Regions from separate parts of the Homo sapiens genome. Here region 2 is linked to region 1. Evidence: chromatin loops called from intact Hi-C (ENCODE). Cell type or tissue: natural killer cell. All regions are shown on one strand. Each heading gives the region's core, and the rest is flanking DNA. Links, peaks and the distances in the headings are about the cores only. Region 1 holds the start of PANTR1 (POU3F3 adjacent non-coding transcript 1). Region 2 overlaps MRPS9 (mitochondrial ribosomal protein S9).

What was found. Hi-C counts contacts between places; a loop is a spot of excess contacts. Peaks named below come from ENCODE experiments on the same cell type or tissue, not always from the same donor. Only the 100,000 strongest peaks of a DNase experiment are listed, where the experiment ranks them.
Region 2: it touches region 1 in a loop (2.9-fold over the local background); 2 of 110 quality-filtered maps call a loop at or near these places.

The regions. Positions count from the first base shown.
Region 1 is chr2:104,845,341-104,855,672 of GRCh38, reverse strand. It overlaps PANTR1 (POU3F3 adjacent non-coding transcript 1), which reads left to right and starts at 4,197. Exons shown (of 4, transcript NR_037883.1): 1 at 4,197-4,361. It overlaps POU3F3 (POU class 3 homeobox 3), which reads right to left and starts at 1,558. Exons shown (of 1, transcript NM_006236.3): 1 at 1-1,558. The coding sequence starts at 162. RefSeq lists enhancers at 1,365-1,954, 4,593-7,145 and a silencer at 3,163-3,212. In natural killer cell, for the core only: CTCF peaks have their summits at 5,708 and 5,928 (motif pointing right); a DNase peak (open chromatin) is centred at 5,942; H3K27me3 peaks cover 2,023 bases.
Region 2 is chr2:105,066,624-105,076,955 of GRCh38, reverse strand. MRPS9 (mitochondrial ribosomal protein S9) reads right to left here. Exons shown (of 11, transcript NM_182640.3): 3 at 5,581-5,643; 4 at 5,467-5,497. Among named protein-coding and RNA genes, the nearest start is that of MRPS9-AS1, 31 kb to the left of the region's middle. In natural killer cell, for the core only: no CTCF peak of the experiment used is centred there; DNase peaks (open chromatin) are centred at 4,715 and 5,385; H3K27ac peaks cover 1,703 bases.

The DNA of each region.
Region 1 (10,332 bases), core at 4,799-7,298:
GCCCGGCTGCATGCCGCCGCCCCCGCCCCCTGCGCCGCCCCCGCCGCCGCCGCCGCCGCCACCCCCGCCGCCGCCAGCCCCTGCCGCGTCCGAGTGCACAATAGAGCCGGCCGCGAGCAGGCTGTTCCCCGGCAGGTAGGGGTTAGAAGCCGCCGTGGCCATGCCGCTCCGCTCCCGCCACCCCACCGCCGCCACCACCGCCGCCGCCGCCGCAGCAGCAGCCGCGGCCGCCGCCGCCGCCGCCGCCGCCGCGCCCCCCGCCTCCCGCCTCCTCCCCCCCTCCTTCCCCGCCCCCGCCCCGGGCCCCCGCCGGCCCCGCCGCCTTCGCCGCCTCCTCCTCCGCCGCCGCCTCCGCCCCCGCCGCCGCCGCCGCCGCCGCGGCCCCCGGCTGCAGCTGCAAGGCCGCTCGGCAGGGCGCGGGGGTCGCCGGCCGGCCTTGGTCACCAGCAGCAGCAGCAGCCGCAGGAGCAGCGCTCTGGGGAGGGGGGCTCGCTTCTCGGGGTGCGCTCCGTGGCCACCCCCTTCAGGGGGGGTCGTGGCCGCCCCCCAGCCCCGGCGCGCTGGGCTCGCTCCAGCGGGGCTCGCCGGGCGGGGCGGGGACCTGCACTCGGGGCGCTCTCCCGGGACGCGCGGGCTCCCGCTCCTCCTCCTGTCCTCGGGCGAGCCCGGACTCTGCCCGGTCGCGGGGCTCCGTCCACCTGCTAAGTGAAGGTTTCACGGGAGATAACAAAGAAAGAAGCTGCTCCTTTCTTCCTTAGCCAAATTACGGATGACCAGCAACCGGCCCGCTCCTTCTCTTGTCCGCTCTCTCCTCTCCTCTCCTCTCCTCCTCAGGAACACATTTCACTCGTTTTCCCTTAGAGTAGTAAAACTTTTTCGTCCTTGAAGGCGTGGTGCTGCTGGCTGCTCGCGAGTGCGGAGAGGGGAGGCTGGCTCCTGCTCTCCCCCTCTGGTCCTCTCGTTTCAAGTTTTGTTCTGTCCTAGGAAAACTTCTTGCGATGGTGCATTTCTCTGAAGTTGCTATTGCCGGAGCTCTTGGTTGCCTCTGAAACAAGAGTCCTTTTTCATTCTCCTCGCAACAGTCACAGTCTGATGCGACATCTTTCCTTTTGGGCAGAAATTAGGAAACAAATATAACAAGGAAAAAATTGAACAGGAAAAAAAATGATGTCGAATCGCTCTGTTACCTTGTTGCTGACGGTTGGGGTTGGTGTTTTATTTTTTTCCCAGCAGTTGTCTGGAGAAGGAGGAGGAAGAAGAGTGCATTGGTGGAGGTGGAGGTGTGTGTGTGCATATAGGGGATCGATCCTTGATACACAACAACTCCAGTGGGCACGCTGCACGGCTCGTAGAGTGCACCGACGGCGGGCGCTGGCGCTGGCCGTGCTGGAGCAGAGTTGCAGCAGGAGCTCGCTCTGCGCCCTCGTTCGCGCTCTCTTTCCCTCTCTCACTTTTCCTCTCCCTCCCTCTCTCTCTCTCCCTCTCTCGGGCGCCCGCTCTCGCTCCGATCTGACAGTTCGCTCTCTGTCCCTCCCTCTCAGAGCGGGGACTGTCGAATGTTTACCCTCCGCCGCGAGCGCGCACCCACCACCACACTTTCCCAAATACAAGGAAGTCGAGCACCAGGGCCCCCGCTGATTGGCTACCCGCTGGGTGATTGGCAGGCTCGGAATGACTGGCTCAGGACGCGAGGCCCCCCTTCCGGCCGTTCCGATTGGTTGCTTTTTAATTTAGGCAGAGCGTCGTAGAAGCTGGAAATCTGTCGTCCTCCAGCCTCCCTCCCCCTCACCACTTTCCCCTCCCCGCCCCTCCCCCGCCGCCCCCTCCGCCACATCTTAACTCTTAGTGTCCGGCCCAGACGTTGGCGTTCCCTCGGCGGCTCTGGGCGTTCGCAATAGGTCTGGGCGGGGGGAAGAAAGGGGAGATAAAAGGGAGGGAGGGACGAGAGGGGGGAAGAGAATCAGAAGGAAAACGAAGGGGGAAACATGAAAAATAGCAACCTGCCCACCCCACCTAGTACGCGTCGGGTTGCTCACCCCCTTACCCCCGCCCCGCCAGAGATTTGTAAAGCGCGCGGCACGGATGTACCATTCAAGCTAATACCTATAGACAGATGTGTCCCCAGTGGTTTCAAAGTTTCCTCTTCCCTTCACCAGCCGGCCCCCTTCTCTGATCGGCGGGGGTGGGAAGCGGGGGCTCGCATCGCCAAGAGCTCTGGTCGTGGCCACGCTCCTTGGAAATCCGCCACCGCAACTTTCCGCAGCCGTTGCGCGCCGGCGGCAGCCCCCTTTGTTTAAGTTCTCGGATGCCATCATCTGGGAAACCTGCAGCCCAGGACCAGCGCGGTGCCCGCGCGTGCGAGACGGACCGCTCGCTGCCGCCGCTCCCTGGCTCCTCCACCCCCTCTCTCCCTCCTTCGCTCTCCCTCCCTTCCTCCCTCCTCCCTCCTCTGGGATTCGTGCAAGTAGCGTGCGTGCCCTTGTGAGTTTGGAGGGTGCCGGTCAGCGGAGCCGTGCGATGTATTTGAAAAGCAATCAGTCCGACCTTCCCCCATAGATTCATCGTAAGTGTATTCGACCCCAATGGCTTTAGGAATTCCCTGTGGCAGCAGGAGCCGGGCGAAAGAACCGGGATCGGCTAGCCGCGCCCTTCTCTGCTCCACCGCTTCCTCGTGTGTGTGTGTGTGTGTGTGTGTGTGTGTGTGTGTGATTAGCGGTGGGGGGGTTTGCTCGCTCTCTATTCTTAGGCATGGTGGTGCTTTTTTTTCTTTCCTTTCTGTCTCAGATGGATTTGCGTGGTGGATGGGGCTGGCGGCGACAAATGCTTTCTCAGCTCTAACCCAGCTGAAAGAGTTAAGGGGGATGGGAGGGGGAGTGCACCCGGTAGGCGAGAGAAGCGGGGGTGGGGTGGGGTGGGGTGGGGGGACGCGGCCAAGCGGAAACGCTGCACAGAGGAACCTCAGCGAACCAAGAAAAAAGAGAAAGTGGCAACGAAAACAAGGGCAAATTGAGCCCTCCTCGGGGATTTCCAATGAACTAACCCAACTCGGACATTCAATAAATACATGGCTCTTAATGAGCGTGCGTGTGCGTGCACCCCGCACCCCTAGCTGCGGGTGCGCCCGCTTGCGCCCGCCGCCCCCAGCCAGAGCCTGCATCTGGCAGTCCCGAGCCCGAGCGGCAGCCCAGGACGCAGCCGAGGAGCGGCCGCCGGTGCGCTCCGATTAAAATGTGAACGGGCCTGCCCTTCTCTCCCGCTGTATCGTGCCTCTGCCGAGCGCAGTTAAGTGAACTCAGTGAAAGCAGGAGTTCTCCTGCCCAGCCGCAGCCAGGCAGCCCCCGCGTGATCTCAAGATTAACACTAGACGCGTAGAATTTATGTAGGCTCTTGTCCAGCTCCTGCTTGCCGGGTGAGATACCATCGTAGGTAGGTTTTAGCAAAGCCATTATTGCCAAGGTATAGATACCAAAGGCGGTGGTAACCAAACCCCAAACAGAACGGATTTTTTTCCTCTGCGGCCCCCAAAGGTTGCTTTTTATATTTACGTATGCGTATATGTATATATAAAAGATGGAACACAGATTTCATTGAATCAATCTGAGATCTCCAGGTGCAGACGTTTGAATAGTCGGTGCCAGCACCCCGTGTTTTCCTTTCCTGCCGATTTTGCTTGGATCCGGCTCAAAAACCGAGAGAGTCTCGTGGTTTTGTTTACACTGAATGGGGAGGATAGGAACAGAGCCATGGGGCCGCCTTTCATTAATATACAGTGAGGATTTTGTCTAAATTACTGCTATGAATTTCACAGTACACGCTTTCAAAAGCAGTCTCAGGTGGCCTGATGAAACGTGATAGCGCCTCTGCAAACAGATCCACTTTCTTTCTTTTCAAGAGGGTGTGTGTGCGCGTATGGGAAGCCCCCCAAAACGTTGTGCTCCTCGATAACAGAAACACACTTCTGTTCCGAGGTCTGTCCCCTTCTTCCTCCCCCCCTTTCGTCGTACTTAATTCTCGAATCGCTCCCCGGCCTCTCTCCCCCCTCCACGCTGCCCCACCCCATCCGCCCCCTCCCTTTGCGAGTGTGATTGTTTTGTCTGGAAAAAAAAAATCCAAAGTATATAACAAGGGGAGAACAGTTAGTGCTGATTTTCATTTGCATACATTTTCATATATTTTGGTGAAAATAATAGACTAGTGGAGAGCTGGGCTTCGAGGCGTCAGTGTGAAGGGAAGGCTAAGGACGCATCGGTGCTGGAGAGTTGAGAATATGCCTTCCCCTCCACCCCCAACCCAGTCACCTTATTTGAAAAAAAATTAAAAAACACCTTTTATTTAAAAACCTAACCCTGGAAGTTTGCTCGGTAAGTGTTTTTTCATTTTCTTTCCCTGCTTTCCTCTTCTTTTTCCCCTCCTTTTTGGCTTATTTATTTATGTTCTTGTAGGTTTGGGAGCTTATTTTCATTGCTTGGGACAAGAGAGGGTTCACAGAGCAACTGTCTGAAGGAAGGAAGGAAGGGAAGATGTGTTGGGGGGGAGTTAAAAAAATCCAACCCTGCTAAAATATTACATAAAAAGATGGACTCAGTCCAAAGCCCCACACAGCAAAAGCCACTTTACTTTGGAGGGGTGGGGGGAAAATGCTATTCATTGTAATTGTTGATCGTGAAGGTGGGGTGGGAGGAGGGGGAAGAAGCCCTGGAAAAGAAGTGATTATTAAGCATGCAGTATATAAATATTTCTTGATTGGGATTTTTTATTTTTCCCAGAGAATCAGGACTAGAGGGGAAGAAACCCTATTTCTGTAGCCAGTGGTGATGTCCTGAATTGTGTGTGCCTGCCTGGATTGGGGTGGGGGGACGCATGCTGGGAGCAGGAGGATGGAGTGAGGAGGGGGACTTGGCAAAGGGAAGGCGGAGAGCTGGAGGAGGAGGAAGCGAGGCAGGAAGTCAGGGCACCCCTGGTTAATGCTGTGTCTGGGGAGCAGGCGGGGAGCTGCAGCCTCCCAGCTCGGTAGTGAAAGCCCATCAGAAAGAGGGTGATCAATCAAAACTAACCAGGACATCCCTACACTTCATTCCCAAAGGAGGCTGGAGCTTTAGCATCGCAGACTGGATTTCACTTTGTTTTCTATTTTTGACAGCCTCACTTGTCCCCTCCTTGCCACTGTTCCTGGGTTTTGTAAAAATTGAGGGTGCAGTTATTGCTAGGTGCAGTTAATTAGATAAACATGGCCGGAGGACATAGCTAGGCCAAGTCCAGGCCCATTTGAGTGCCTTACCTTAGTGAAATAGGCCGGAGAAAATTTTAAAAGCTTCTTGGTTTTGTTCTTTTAAGGGAAGCTGCGTCTGTGATGATGAGGGGGGAGAATCCAATGGCTGGAATTTTATTGCACTTTTTTACACAGAACACCTTGCAATTTAGAATTGGTAATTTATTTGGAAACAGTTGATGCCAAATCAATGAAACGGTTTGTAACGAGGGAGGAAGAGGTTTCAGTTGGGGAGGGGGCTCAGAATCGCCAGTTTTCCACTCCTTGTTTACGTGCTTGGCAGCGTTGCTTTTGACTGGGGTTAACTCTGTGTGCTCCATTGGACCAGATGCCATATAGAGCTGCTCCCTGAAGATCATTTGTTTCCTTGATGGGGAACATTTCTGAGCAGAGCATATTGGTTGCCATAGAGAAAGAAATAAAAGGAAGAACACTAGTCACATTAAGCTATATGTTTGTGCACTGGGCTTTAGATAAAAGGACCTTGGTTCAGCCAAAGAGAAGAAGCCAAACTAGAGATTTCTAGTGCCACTAAAACTAGCTTTATTTTGTTTTGGACTTTTACAGTTGAAACATATAAGCTAATTTTATTGGCTGTTGTTAATTTTATATGACACGGTTTACTGAACAAAATAAACTTTGCTCAGGAGTAGCATTATTGACTTGTCAGCAGGGGGCGCACTGACTCGTCTTAGCGAGTGCTGAGTAAAATGTAGCTGTTTCAAAAGCAAATCTGCTCTTCCAAACTTGCCAAAGGAACAAATACCGCTACCTTTCTATGCATATTCACAACGAGGAGTGAATTCATTGCATAACACAGGGTTTTAAAATATGAAGACAATGACTTCCCCATCCCCCACCCGCCCATGTCTGTGAAATGGCCCAGAAAGAAATATAGTTCAAAAACTATTCCTCCATTTCAGTGAAGTGTATTCTGGGCTGGAAAACAGAAATGAGATGTGAAAGCAAGAATAGTTTTTGAAAATTATTACTAAGGGGATTTAATAGGCTACTTAAGAAGCTACCTTTCAGGGTTTTTTGTTGTTGTTGTTTTAACAGTCAAGAAAATGAAATGCATCCTAGGGTATGATCTGTTTAAATAATGAAAGTTCTTCAACCTGATACATGCTTTGACTTCTAAATGCATCTCTGGGTCCTAGAGATTTAGTCCGCTGGCCCAGGATCACTTTTACTCCATTTGATATTTAGTGGCTACTTTCATTCTTGTTACCACTTATGATTTTAGAAAGATTTTGGATTTATCCTTGAAAGGCTTGGCAGAGAAAAGAAAATACAAAATAGCCACGGGTTAGAGATAACTGTGGGCTTGAAACTTTTTAGTGCATTACTTAACCCAGTTGAAGAAAAGTTTCAGTAGAGCCACAAGGTTTCTGCCTCAAAGATATATACATACTGCCAATGAAGACTAAACTTTATTGTGGTAAAGGACGAAAAAGATATGTGGAAAACTTCCTAAAGCAGTGAAGGGTAGATCCTGACTGGTTCAGAATTAGTCAGTTTGTCATTAAGAATTTTCCCAAGGAGATTCAGAGAGTGTGACTAGTAAAGGGAAGCCCGGAGTGACTGGAAGTGAGAAGCTGGCTTCCATGGTTCAGTAGCCGAACACACCTGTGAATGTGTCACAGAGCCTGTTAGTAAGGGCCACATTACGTGATCGCTCTCATGTTCCTGTGCAAGAGAGGAAAAGACACCTTATTCTTTCTAACCCAGCTCCAAGTCAACCAGGTTCCAATGAGGAGAAGTTTTTCTTTGACACTAACTTTAGTAAGTCAGAGTTTGGATTTAAGTGGTGTGTTTTCTAGGAGGGTCAAGAGATTCTGGGAACAGTATAAGCAAAAGGGGCACACTCAAACACATTTTAATCTGTGATTTTCACCCCAAGCTCTCACATTTAGAGTCAGGAAAGGTACTCTCAGGTTCGCACTAATAAAACAGGGAGAATTGAGAAAATTGTAACTTGAGCCCAAACATTGCTTTCTCTTTGGCTTTTGGGACATTTCAGACAAAAGACTTCTGGGGCAGATCCACATGAAGTGGGCAAATGTCTTAAAGCTCTAGCTTACTTTGCATGCCCAGGGCTGCTGAATGCATTTAAAAATTATTAAGGAGAAAGGAAACTTTTCAAATCAGCCTGACATTCTGCAAAAAACATTGGTGAGGCAATCATTATATATATTTAGAGCATAATTTTTGTGTGCCACTTTTCATAAGATCTGTGATTGTTACTGTCTTGCTGCTACTTTTCTTTTTTTGAAAAGGTAATTAAACAATAAACAGAAAAGATAAAATGCTTGCCCCTCATGATATCTATAGTCCTAGGTTCCTTAATGTAAAAGAAACAGAAAATAAGAAATCTGGGTAGAGCAACAAGTTAATTTGACAAGAACTGACATATTATAGAGATGGCTTTAGTAGCATTTTATAATGATTTGGGGGTGGAAGCGATCAAGCTGGGTATGAATTAAGATTCAAAGTGCTGGGCAAAGCTACAGACTTTTAATTGTTGGGGATGGCGAAATTGCTTTTGCCAAATGAGAGAATGAAGAACATTACCTGGGTCAAAAGTACAAAACACAAAGTGGGTATTTACTCATTTGTTTCCATTTGAGAATGATAAGGTGCTCTGGTATCGCTGCAGTTCAGAAGCACATTTGCCATTAGCATTTACAAATTAAAATGTTAAGCATACTCTCAACCCATACTCTGTGTTATATACAAAGGGGACAGCTCTTCCACGGTAGCTTTTGGGTGGAGAAAAGTATTTGTCGTCTTGGCAGTGGATGAGTTGTTTCTTGGTCTTCCTAAGTTTTTTGAAGTGTTTCTTCCCCTAATTCTTTGTATCATTTTGATAACTGATTTGTCTGATCTGCAGGAAAGGAGCAAGTACGTAGGTTTTTAGATGGTTTCAAAGAGTAATACATTCAAAGACATTATGATTTCTCACCCGAAAGCAAGAAGCTTTCTTTCTGATACTTATAGGACAGCTTTAAACTACAGGGCATTTCAGATTATGGGAAATAAACTAAGAAAGCACAGTAAGTTGGTAATCCAGTGAATGCTTTTAAAACAACCCATTTCCAACAGTTTGCCCATTCGAGCTGCATGCAGGCGTGCACCTGACAAGTCTGGTAATGAAAGCTACCAATTGCCAGGGAAGCTGGAGCTGTCACAGTGTGATGGACTGTTCCTGCCTGCCCCCTCACCACACTCCCTGCCTCCCCACTGAGTGCAATGCTCTTTTTCAAATTTAAATTCACAGGGCTAGGTAACATAGAGCCAGGCTGATTGACCAGAGATGATGATGATGATGATGATGATGATGATGATTCATTGACAAAATTTGGTCATTTCTTAGCTAGAAAAATATTCCAAGGTCAGCTTGGTGGGTTTTGTGTGTATTTGTATGTGTGTAAAAACAACGCCCAGAAATATTAATTCAGCTTTATCAGAAAAATGGTTTGATTCTTTGAGGTTGTGGTGGTCCTAACAGAACTGAACAAACAGCTCTCTCAGTCTTGAGGACACTCCTTACGCCAAACATTCCTCATACGTTATTATACAGCATCGCCTTTCTGGGTCGGAACAGGGTAGTCTGGAGGTGGAAAAGAGATTCATGTGGCATACATCCCAGAAAACAATTCTTGCAGTTTGGCACCTCTGTTTTTATTATTATTATTATTAGATTTTTTTTTGACATTTGAACTTAGCTATTGTCTGAGAAGCTGGGTGCAGATGCAGCACGTCAGGCTGACGGCTGCTCTTTTCGGCATTCCCCTCAAACTGTGCTTCTGTGGTCTCTTCTCTCCAGTGAATGCTGAAACACCCAGTTCACTATATCGCTCTTTCCCCCCGCGCCCCCGGCCCTGAGACACCCCAGTGCCTGCCCTGGATGGCCAGCCTCAGGGGTGTTTTCAAGAAAGTGTGTTTATTGTTGTTCACTTTCAAAATACGGTGCCGAATGTATTCGTTGATATTTGATACTACAAATACCATGGTTTGCAGTGATACACTTTCAGCACAAACGTATCTGGTCAGACACTTTGGTGGTGGAGCTAAGTGACCTTGCTCACTGTAGCTTCAGGCAGCTTGGAGTTTGTTAGTCTCAAGTTAAAAGTTACTTGTCTGATGTTGCTTTGAACGCTCACCTCTCTCCCCAAAATTTCGGTAGGGAGCCTGGCTACTCAGTGAAGCCCAAGGGAAGGAGCTCAGGCTTACAGTGCCATTTAATACACGTCAAATGTTAATTTAGTATTAAATCAGGGTGCAAAGAGCCTCTAGAAGTCCAGGCATATATTGTTCAAATGGCTGCGTTCCCTTCATTTTTAATTCACATCACAAAAACAAACAAGTAAAACTTCACTTGGAAAAACACTAACTGTTAAAGTATCCTAAATTCGAAAATACTATGATTATATTGGAGGGGTCTGGCAAGCAATTCCTTTTCTGGGTTAGAAAGTAAGATGAGAACTTTTCCCAGAAAGGTTTGCTTTGGAGTCTCCAGCGCTGAGGTCCCCATTCCACAGCGGCGAGGTCCTCCTCTCACCCCCACCCCCAACATTCCTGTGATTTGTGGGCACGAGAAGCGACTTCTCCCGAATCTCCGGCCATTTTGGGGGCCCCAGGGCTAAGCTCGGCTTCCTTAGATCGCATTCTAACGGCGTTTTATTTTATTTAGGGCACAGTTTGCATAATAAAATTAAAAGGATCCCATTACTCCCCTTTTCTCTCTGAGCACTGCCCAGCAAGGTCTTTCAGACTGTTATTTGAACATCTAGAGCGGCCTTCAGAAGTCGAATTAGCATTGCTTTTCTATGGGAAAGAAAAAGGGAAAGAGGTAAATAGGGCAAAGTGAGAAGCGGGTAAGGTACAAGGAGTGAGGTGGATTAAAACATGCAGGGAGCGGTGAAGGAGACTGGGGACAGAAGAGGACAAGAGAGGAGATGGGGCAGCAGGGAGGCGAAGAGATAAACGCTGAGTCACCCTAACAGGTCATTGGGTACACAGGAGCGAGATGCTGCAGCCCAGGAAAATCCGGGTGCAAA
Region 2 (10,332 bases), core at 3,741-6,240, 220 kb before region 1:
TTTCTGATCTCTGATATTTTCAAATGCTTACTGGTACTTTAATTTTTTCTATTTATGAATTGCTTATTTGCCTTTGCTCATTTCTCTAGTAAGCTGCTTTTGTTAATTTGTGAGTAATTTATTCTAGGTATCAGGCCTCTGGCATGTTTCAAATTTCCTAGTGTCTTTGTCAAAGAGAAATTTTTAACTTCAACATAAGTAATTTGTCATCTTTGTCCTTTAGTTTTTGTGATTTTAAGGACATAATATCTATTACTTTAAAAGTATTGAAAGCTGTATGTATATTCTTCAACTAGCCACCTTATTTCTGTTCTAGAGTTTGAATTTCTTAACTCCAAAAACACACAATAATTTTTAAAGTCTTGACCAAACTCTGTTATCTTCTGCATAGTCTATTTTTCAGCATTCCATTAAATGAATTGAGAAAAAGGAGGTACATGTATGTATATACGTATGTATGTGTCTGTATGAATATGTAGGTATGTATTTGTATAGTTGGAATTCAGCGTTTTTAAAACAGTTCTTGTCTGCCAAAATACATAAAGGAAGTGAAAGATTGCAATTCATTTGCTACCAGTAAGACCATCATGTTATTTAGTTCATCATTACATGCCATTCCACACTGATTTCTTTGTGTGTAGATGTGGCTGCCACAGAGTCATCAACTGACAGGATGCTCATATGATCTCTGCAGGATCAGCATTTCGCCCAGTAACTATACTGTGGCATGCTTTTATAAGAGGGTATCATTTTTAAAATTTTCAGAACAATTCATAGTTTAAATGTTTTGAATTCAGGTACCCAAATAATGGTAGTCTGCTGAAATTCTAATATAGTTTTTAGTGAATGTTTTCTATTTTCTAAGTAGGCAGTCATAACATCTGTGAATAATAATCGATTTTCCTAATTTCTTTCAGTTTTCTAATTCATACTTTTTTAGCCACACTTTTTTTTTTAACCATGCTAGGTAAAACTTCCAAAACAATGCCAAATAACACAGGCGAGTATGCACATAACTGTCTTATTCCTGAACTTAATGGGATCTATTGATATATTTTTAAATTTGATGTGTTTCTGTTTGTCTTGATATGCTTTCTCAAACTAAGAAAGTTTCTTTTTATTTCTAGGTTGTGTTTTTACCAAAAAAATTAATGCTCAATTTTGTTAATTAACTTTTTTATTGAAATGTTTTAACCTTGACTCAATTAACACAGAGAATTACATAAATCATCCTTATTTTCCTGGAGAGAAAAAAAGGCCCTCTGGTATACTCTCTTAATATAAAGCTTTACTTGGTTTGCTAGTGTTTTATTTAGTGACAACAGACTATAGCTTTCTTTTTCATGAAATTTATGTCCAGATTTGATAATTGTGTGACCCTCTGAAGGGAATTTAGAAGCTTTCATTCTTTTCTTCTGCTCTACAAGTTTAAATGATAACAATAGTTACATCCTCCTTCAAGGTATGTCAGAGCTTCCCGACAAAACCTTCTAGGCCTGGGCCTTTCTCATTAGACCTTTGGCGCTCCTTTATAACTTCTGCAGCTTTTAGATTAACACAGGGGTACCCAACCCCTGGGCCACAGACAGGTACCAGGTTCTATTGATTTGTATTTGCTGTCATGACTGGTCAACTGGGACCAGAGTGGGTGTTTCGCAGTAAGAGCACTTGGTTCTACAGTAGGGGTCCCCAGCCCCTAGACCACAGACCAGCATAGCTTCATCTGTATTTATAGACATTCCCCATTGCTCACATTACCGCCTGAGTGCCACATCCTGTCAGATCAACAGTGCGATTAGATTCTCATAGGAGCGTGAACCCTATTGTGAACAGCACATGCGAGGGATCTAGGTTGCATGCTCCTTATGAGAATCTAAGGCCTGACGATCTGTCACTGTCTCCCATCAACACCACATGGGACAATGTAGTTGCAGAAAAACAAGCCCAGGCCTCACACTGATTCTACATTACGGTGAGTTGTATAATTATTTCATTATATCTTACAATGTAATAATAGAAATAAAGCTCACAATAAATGTAATGAGCTTGAATCATCCCGAAACCATCCCCCAACCCCTGGTCCGTGAAATCGTCCTTCACAAAATTGGTCCCTGGCGCCAAAAAGGCTGGGGACCACCGGTTTAACCACTATTCTCCTGATTGAGACAACTGTGGCAATTATATTATTCTTTCAACTACATGTCTGAGAGTCAGTTGAGTCTGGTGGTCATACATATGTGTGTGTGCCACAACTGCCTGGGCCTCCCTACATTCTGGCTCAACTATTTCCTGGCTGTTACGTCCTTGGTAAGTTAAACTCCATGTGCTTTTAATTCCTACATTTGTGCAGTGGGGAAAATTACAGTATCTACTTAAAAAACCTGTTGTGAAGAGTGTAAGTTAACACACAGGAAGCACTTAGAACTATGCCTGGCCTACTCTGTTTCAATAAATGCTAACAATTCTTACTTGAGAGATTTTTCAAGTTAGAATAAAGTTACCCATAACAACTGCATACTTTAAAATTACCCTCTGAATATTATTATTTACAATTCTTAATATTGTCCTCTTATGTTTTCTCTTTTTTCCCTGGCCAGATTTGCTAGAAGTTGATTGATTTCACTAGCTTTTTCAAAGAATGACATGGTTTTGTTTATCATACCCCTTCTTTTCAATTTCTTCGCTATGTTCCTCTATTCTATTTTTCTTTTTCTGGCTTCCTGAACCGAAAATTTAGTTCATTTATATTCAGTCTTTCTTAATTTCTAACAAATATATGCTTGTCTCTGTATAATACAATGTCCATATTCCATAGGATTTAATAGGAACTGTTGTCATTGTCATGTCTGTAACCTCAATTTTGATTTTCTCTTTAACTCAACAGTCATATGGTTCTATTGATCTTAACTCAGAAAAATCGAATGATATGATTTTTACTACTTGGAATTCGTTAGGTTTTCTTTATGTCCAATTACATCATAATTCTATTAATAGTCCATAGGCCTCTGCATAGAAAATGTATTCTTTGTATCTGTAACTATAAAATCATGCTGTGTTATTCAAATTCGTTATAGCCTTAAGTTAACGGCTTTTGTTTTGAACATTTCGATGCTAAATGTTGGTGCAAAAAGGTTTGTGGTCATCAAATCTACTCAATGGAGATTAGGTTTTATCAACATAAATTAACATTCTTGCTTCGTTGAAGTATTCCTCACACTCCTTGAATTCCATTTTGTCTAATATGAGTGCTACTCTTTGCTCCTGTTGACCCAGTAGTCATCTTTGTTTCACTTAATATTTTTATCACTTGCTTTAAAACATACAGAGCAAGATTTCATGTTAACTCAATCTAGAAGCTTCCATCTTTTAATAAGGAAAGTGTTAGTACACTATAAGTGTCAAAATCTATCCAAATCTAAAATTCACTGTTACTTTTTTAGCATACAAAAAAATCAGTTTATCCTATATTTATGAAATACAACAAAATTGGGAGGTAGGTAGGTAAGCAACAAAAAAATTTTACTAATTCTAGAGGAGTACTGTTTACATACAGTTACATATAGTAAACTACAACTTAAGATAATCCTACCAGGAGTGACATATTTTCAAAATAACACATGGGCATTTTGCAGGGATATATAGAAGTTTCAGTTGTCACAACCTGGCTGCTAGTAACAATAAACTTCTAATACTGAGAAGCTGGTATGATTTGAAAGAACAAACCAGTCTTAGAGGGGCAGATGTATAAGAAGAGATGCAACTAGTAGAGATATAAAGAACAAAGAGAGAGAGAAATAGGTGAGGAGCCTGAGAGGTTTAAAAAAATAGAAGAGTTAGTAAAGAAGAAGAAGAAAAAAAAATCACTGTCATTACAAACATTTACCGAAAAGCTACTAGGTGTTTAATGTAAGTTACTGTGCCCTGTGCATAGTTTTACTTCTGTAACACTGAGTTGTATCTGCAAAAGTGATGTGCATTTTTAACATAGTCTTCATTTATTATTTCCCCAAAAGCTATTATTAAATCGATGGTATAATTTATAATCAACCATGATTAAGAACTGAGGGAATACAAATGATAGAGCATATTTATAAAAAGATTCAAAACATTTATAATAAGATTCAAACTAAAAGTTATCATTTCCAAGAGTGAACTGGAATAAGAGAATAAATGCCTAGCTTTGAATAAAAATATGACTTAGCAGAAATACCACTGCAAAATAAATAAGTCTTCTATAGAAATATCTGCTATCTTACCAATTTCTATTTAATTCTAAACACACTGATAAAGCGGCCTGCGTATTGAGAACCTGTGGCCACCAAGCTATTCTCAAGTAGATCCACACATTTTTGCTGCTGAGTTTCATGCTTACTAATAGTTATGTTTACTCCCAAGCCTATTTTATTACAGTTGTACTTATTTCTATAAATACATGAATTAAGTATTACATAAATAAATTAAATATGAGTGCAAACATAAAAGTTGCTACTTCTAAGAAAACTAGGTTGAATGCTCTAGAAAGGCAAGTTGCTAAAAAAAAAAAAAGTTGTGTCAACTTCAGTAAGGTTGATGGGAAGAATCTGTAGAAATACAAAAATATTCTGCACTCAGATTTCTTAGGAAGTGTAAGTTCACTGCTCCACTGCAAGAAAATCAAAACTGAAAGACTGCGATGATGCATCAGCAGCATGGTTACATAAAAGCAACGGGGAGCAGCAGACACACTCAAAACCACCAAACCTCTAGGGTCACAGCAAAAGCTTGATGGGTAAGTACAGGTTACATTTTGAGTGTTTTTTAAAGAAATGATTTCTAGCTTTAATACTTTTTAAGTTAACAGAGAACTACTGGTCCTCACTGGATAAGAGGTTTCTAATGTATAGTAAATATATTATTCAATTTCTTGACAACCTTAAAGCTTGCTGTGTATTTTCTTCAATTTTTTTTTTTTACACATTTAAAAGATAAAGAGAATATCTTAAGAGAAGCCAGAGAAAACAGGAGACACAATTAGAATGATGGCTAATTGCTCATTAGAAACTATGTAAGACAAGACAATGGAATTACATCATTAAAGTATTGAAAGAACAGAAAAGAAAATCTACAGTCAGTGAAAATGTGCTTCCAAAATCAAGAAAAGTTTTAAATTTTCATATAAACAGAAGTTGAATTAGTTGCCAGCAGATCTGTACCAAACTCTCCCTCAAAAGGACATATTGGAATGCAAATAATTAGTATGACATTGGTATAGTCCTAAGCTCTAAACACATCTAATTTTAGTATTTAATTTAAAAGATATGGTTTGCAAACTTCACTCATTCATTGTTACAAAATTTTTTGACCTACTTCACAACTACTGTGACACAGGAAGGCCACCCTACGATATGTGAGCAACCGCTGATACATAACCTAACACCGGAATACGGTAAAGAAAAAACTGTTTCTCTCATTCTTGAACAAACTTACCTCTTTGTCTTGGAAAAATCTGTTCAGGATGCTGTAAAATAAATTAATAATGTATTAGATAATTATCATAACATATAAAAGTGAAATTTTTAAAATAGTAATTAAGATAACTACCTTCATTACTGGCCTGGCTCGTTTCTCAAACAAACCACTTGGGAAAAGGTAAGCAATAGCTCTCTGAAAATATACACAAAGGTTAGTTAACAACTGTTATATAAACAAGGTTAGAACTAATAGTTATAGAGTGCTTTCTATATGCTGGACATTGAACTAGAGTTTCAAAGCATTATCTTACTTCATAAATGTTTCAATGGGATGATAAAATTACTACACACAATCCAAAAAGAAAAAAATTTAACTATTAAACTGGTTATTGACAATTTTCAAGTGTCAGCTTTAAACATGTCATTCCTTGAATATGAGAGCACAAATAATCTCTCTTTTAAGGGATCACTTAGAGATGCTCCTGTCTGGATTCTGTGGAAATGTGCTTAAGAGCAATTGTTCCAGCTCCCAGCTGGTCGTGCACATATCAAAGAGCAGGCTGCAAAGAGCAGGCTCTAAGTCTCACCCATCATGACACCCCTGATGTTTTTAGATGTTCTTTCAACTTTTTCCAGAGTTTTTAAACTACACTCTTTCCAAACAAGTTCTTCTTCCATGTCTGTTTTTCAATAGGGATGCTACTGGCATTGTGGGTGTGACAGCTCCATCATAGGCACCCTTTTTCCATACTGCAGGTCATTTAGTATTCCTGGCTTTTTTCCAGTCGGCATCAGTAATAACCAGTGCTCATGACAAATCTCACCCCCACACCTTTCCAAATGCCCCTACGTCCTAGGGAGCAGCACTGCCTCCCAGCTGAGAACAATAGCTTAAGCCTTTTATAGTGTCTTCTCCAATGCCCCGCCTCACAACAACAAAATGTACACTTTCCTTCTTGTTGAACAGTGCCGATGAAGAGTCTATGGCCTGGGATCCAGTAGTGCATTTAAATACACTTCTGCTCATTTAGAGAGCCTGTTCTGAGTGGGCCTTCTCTGCCTACCCGCATAGTAAATGTGCTGGATCAGACTCTGCCACCAAAAGGAGAGGTCTATAATTTGGGGGTATAAATTCAGTCATATTAGGGAGCCTAATTGTGTCTCTGGATCAAGCTTCATTCTCTTATTCAACTTTTTTCAGAACAAAATTACACTTAAAACAAAACAAAAAACCTAGGTCAGGCACGGTGGCTCATGCTGGTAATCCCAGTACTGTGGGAGGCTGATGTGGGAGGATGAGGCCAGGTGTTATAAACCAGCCTGGGCAACATGCTTTGTCACGCAGGCTGGAGTGCAAAATAAACAAACAAATAAAAAACTTAGATCAAACATCAGTGTGCCCCTTTAGCAAACTCTTTTTTGTTTTAACCAGGTCCCTCCCCACCTACCCCCTTCCTTTGCTGCAGGGAAAAAAGGTAGACTTTTTCTTTTATTAGATCAGAACCTCACTCTGTCGCTGAGGCTGGAGTGCAGTGACACAATCATGCTCACTGCAGCCTTGACCTCCCAGGCTCATGCAATCCTCCCACCTCAGCCTCAGGAGTAGCTGGGGCTAGAGGCTTGCACCATCACACCCAGGTAATTTTTTTTTTTTTTTGTAGAGATGAGGGTCTCACTATGTTGCTCAGGCTGGTCTTGAACTCCTGAGCTCAAATGATCTTCTTGCCTTGGCCTACCAGTATTGGGATTACACACATGAGCCTTAATAAATGATACTGCAACTGATTGCCATTTGGAAAAAGATACAACCAAAATCCAAACCTCACATCATATACAGCAGAGTAAACTCCAAATGAGTGAGAGGGCTAAACATACAAAATAAAAACAAATACTCACATATGACATGAGTGAATTCCTTTATAACTAAGCAATGGAAAAGTCTTTCATAACTATGACTCAAAATTTATAAGTAACTTTTTAAAAAAGATTGACAGGCTGGGCCTGGTGGCTCACGCCTGTCATCCCAGCACTTTGAGAGGCTGAGGTGGGTGGATCACGAGGTCAGGAGTTCGAGACCAGACTGGCCAACGTGGTGAAACCCCGTATCTACTAAAAATACAAAAATTAGCTGGGCATGGTGGCGGGCGCCTGTAATCCCAGCTACTTGGGAGGCTGAGGCAGGAGAATCGTTTGAACCTGGAAGGCGGAGGTTGCAGTGAGCTGAGATCGCGCCATTGCACGCCAGCCTGGGTGACAGGGCGAGACTCTGTCTCAAAAAAAAAAAAAAAAAAGATTGACCAATTAAACTATATTTGTAAAAGAAGTATATGGCTCATAATAAGATAAGTGCAATTAAAACTACTGAGAGAACACATTTTATCTAATAGGACTAGCAAAAGTTCAAAAGTCTGACAGCACACTGTTGGCGAGGCTATAAAAAAACACCCTGCCACCTTGCTGGTGGGAATGCCAAGTGCTATAACCTCTTCAGCGGGAAGGTGGGAGCTTTCTAACAACATTACATATATATTTCCCTAGCAATCTGACTCAATGAATTTACCCAGAAGATACACCCCTATGAATACAAAAGAACATAAGCACGTGTTATTCACTGATTTATGAGAACAAAATACTGAAAACAACCAAATCCCCATGCATAAGAGGCTGGCTGAATAAATGAGGGCACATCTGTGCAATCAAGTACTATAGAGCTGTAAAACAGACAGAAAAGCCAAGATACAAAAGAAATGTACCTAGAATGCTGCTTTGGTGTAAGAAACAGAAAAAGAAAAGACGTATAAATACAGGGGGAAAATACACATAAGCTTCTTTTTGCAAACATAAAACACAAAAATGTTAAGTAGAAACCAATAAAAATGATTTCTCAAGGGTTGGGTGAGAGTAGAGGGAGGGGCATAGGGATAAGGGCAAACTCCTCTGGGCCTCCCTTGTATAGTTAAGCCCTGAAGCATGTAAATGTTTTATGTATTAAAGAATAATATTTACAAAGAAACTCTAAAAATATAACCAGAAACAAATAACAACAACAAAATAATTGCAAAGAAATCTTCATCTTTACTTGGTAGGCTTATAGTCAGTCATAACACTGATACTATAATTCTGAAATATTTTATGTACACTGCAGCATAAAGCAAATAAGTAAATATATTAATTTTATGGAGACTGATATTTTATTATAGAAGAGATATAAATGTACAAGGGAAAACCCTATAATGTTAAGTAATATAAACTATTATCTTAAAAACTATTTCCTGTAATATTCAAAAAATATTATTTCCTAGTTCTGTTCCCTGAAAAAGCATAAAGGAATGGAACTTTAGGAGCAATGGGAGGGTCAACTGGTTTCTACATACATCCCAGTATAAGGAACCAAGTACCTTGGAGAAATGGCTGATTCTAGGTGTAAGGCAGACAAAGCACAAAATGAGTCTGAGACATTCTCACTATCTCTTTTTAGAGATACTGAGATCCCATCTCTACAAAAAAAATTTTTAAGAAGTGTGGTGGCACATGACTGTAGTCCCAGCTACTCAGGAAGCTAAAGTGAGAGGATTGCTTGAGCCCAAGAGTTCAAGTCTGCAGTGAGCTATGACAGCATCACTACACTATAGCCTGGTTGATGGAGCAAGACCCTGTCTCTGAAAATAAAAGAATAATGATAATGCTTCACAACACACTCAATATGTGACATGCACATTCATGTGCATGCACACGCACACATGTACACATACACACACACACACACTCAGGAGAAGGGGCAAGAAGAAAAAGAAAGCTACTTTACAGAACAATATGTTATAAAAGTAAAAGGAGTGACAGAAGTAGAAAATCACCATTTTACAACTTCCAAATTAACCATCAATTTCAGGCAAGGATCACCAACAAATGCTAAAGCCACTGGCTGAAAGGTTACTAAAGAATGGAAAATTCGCATGAACTCAGAATATTACCCTATAGACTGGTTACAAAGGGAAAAGGCTACTTTTACAATAAAGAGGTCTAGTGGTCATCACTGTAACCAAGGGATCAGTCACATCATCATCAACAGCAGGACAAACTGACTATGTACCTCTCAGACTTCGTGGATGTAACGAGAAGTATACAATATCACCTAAGCAGTATCCTTTATACATTCTAAGTCTGATCACGAGAAAGCAAGCAGAAAGCCAGAATGTGACACAACTGTACAAGACAAGTGGCCTGGATTCTACAAAACAATTAGTCAGCTACAAAGACATTCTGGGGAAAACTGAGGAAATTTTCACGAAGATTATATATATGGCATATAGAATTATTATAATTGTATCAGATGTGATAATGATATTGTGGGAGATAACAGTATGAAGAATGCAAGCATTTAGGGGTTAAGTACATACTGATGTATTTGGGGGTTAAGTTTATAATGTGCAGTTTTCAGTGGATCAATAAAAAATGTTTTACATATACAAAGCGATAAAGAAAATGTGGCAAAATGTGAAAATCTGGCAAATCTAGGTGATGGGGGTATGCGTTTATATTTATTCAATGAATATTCAACTTTTCTGGAAATTTGAAAAGTTTCAAAATAAAAAGGTGGGACAAATGTTAAAAATTTAAAAATAAATAAGATTTTCCCAAACACAACCTGTCTCAGCAAAGCCAACACTAGCCTACAGCACTTGTGGGCCATCTAGACCTCAGGCCTCGTTCTCAGTCATACAGGGCAGCCCAAGGCTGGTTGGCATCTTAGCAAAGGGACCACTGAAGCCAGGGCCTGGATCAGAATACTAGATGGCGTGGAAGACTAAGCATAATTCTTCAACTTAGGGTGAACACACTGCAACCACAAAGGAGACAATTCAACTGAGTTTCAAGCTGTCAT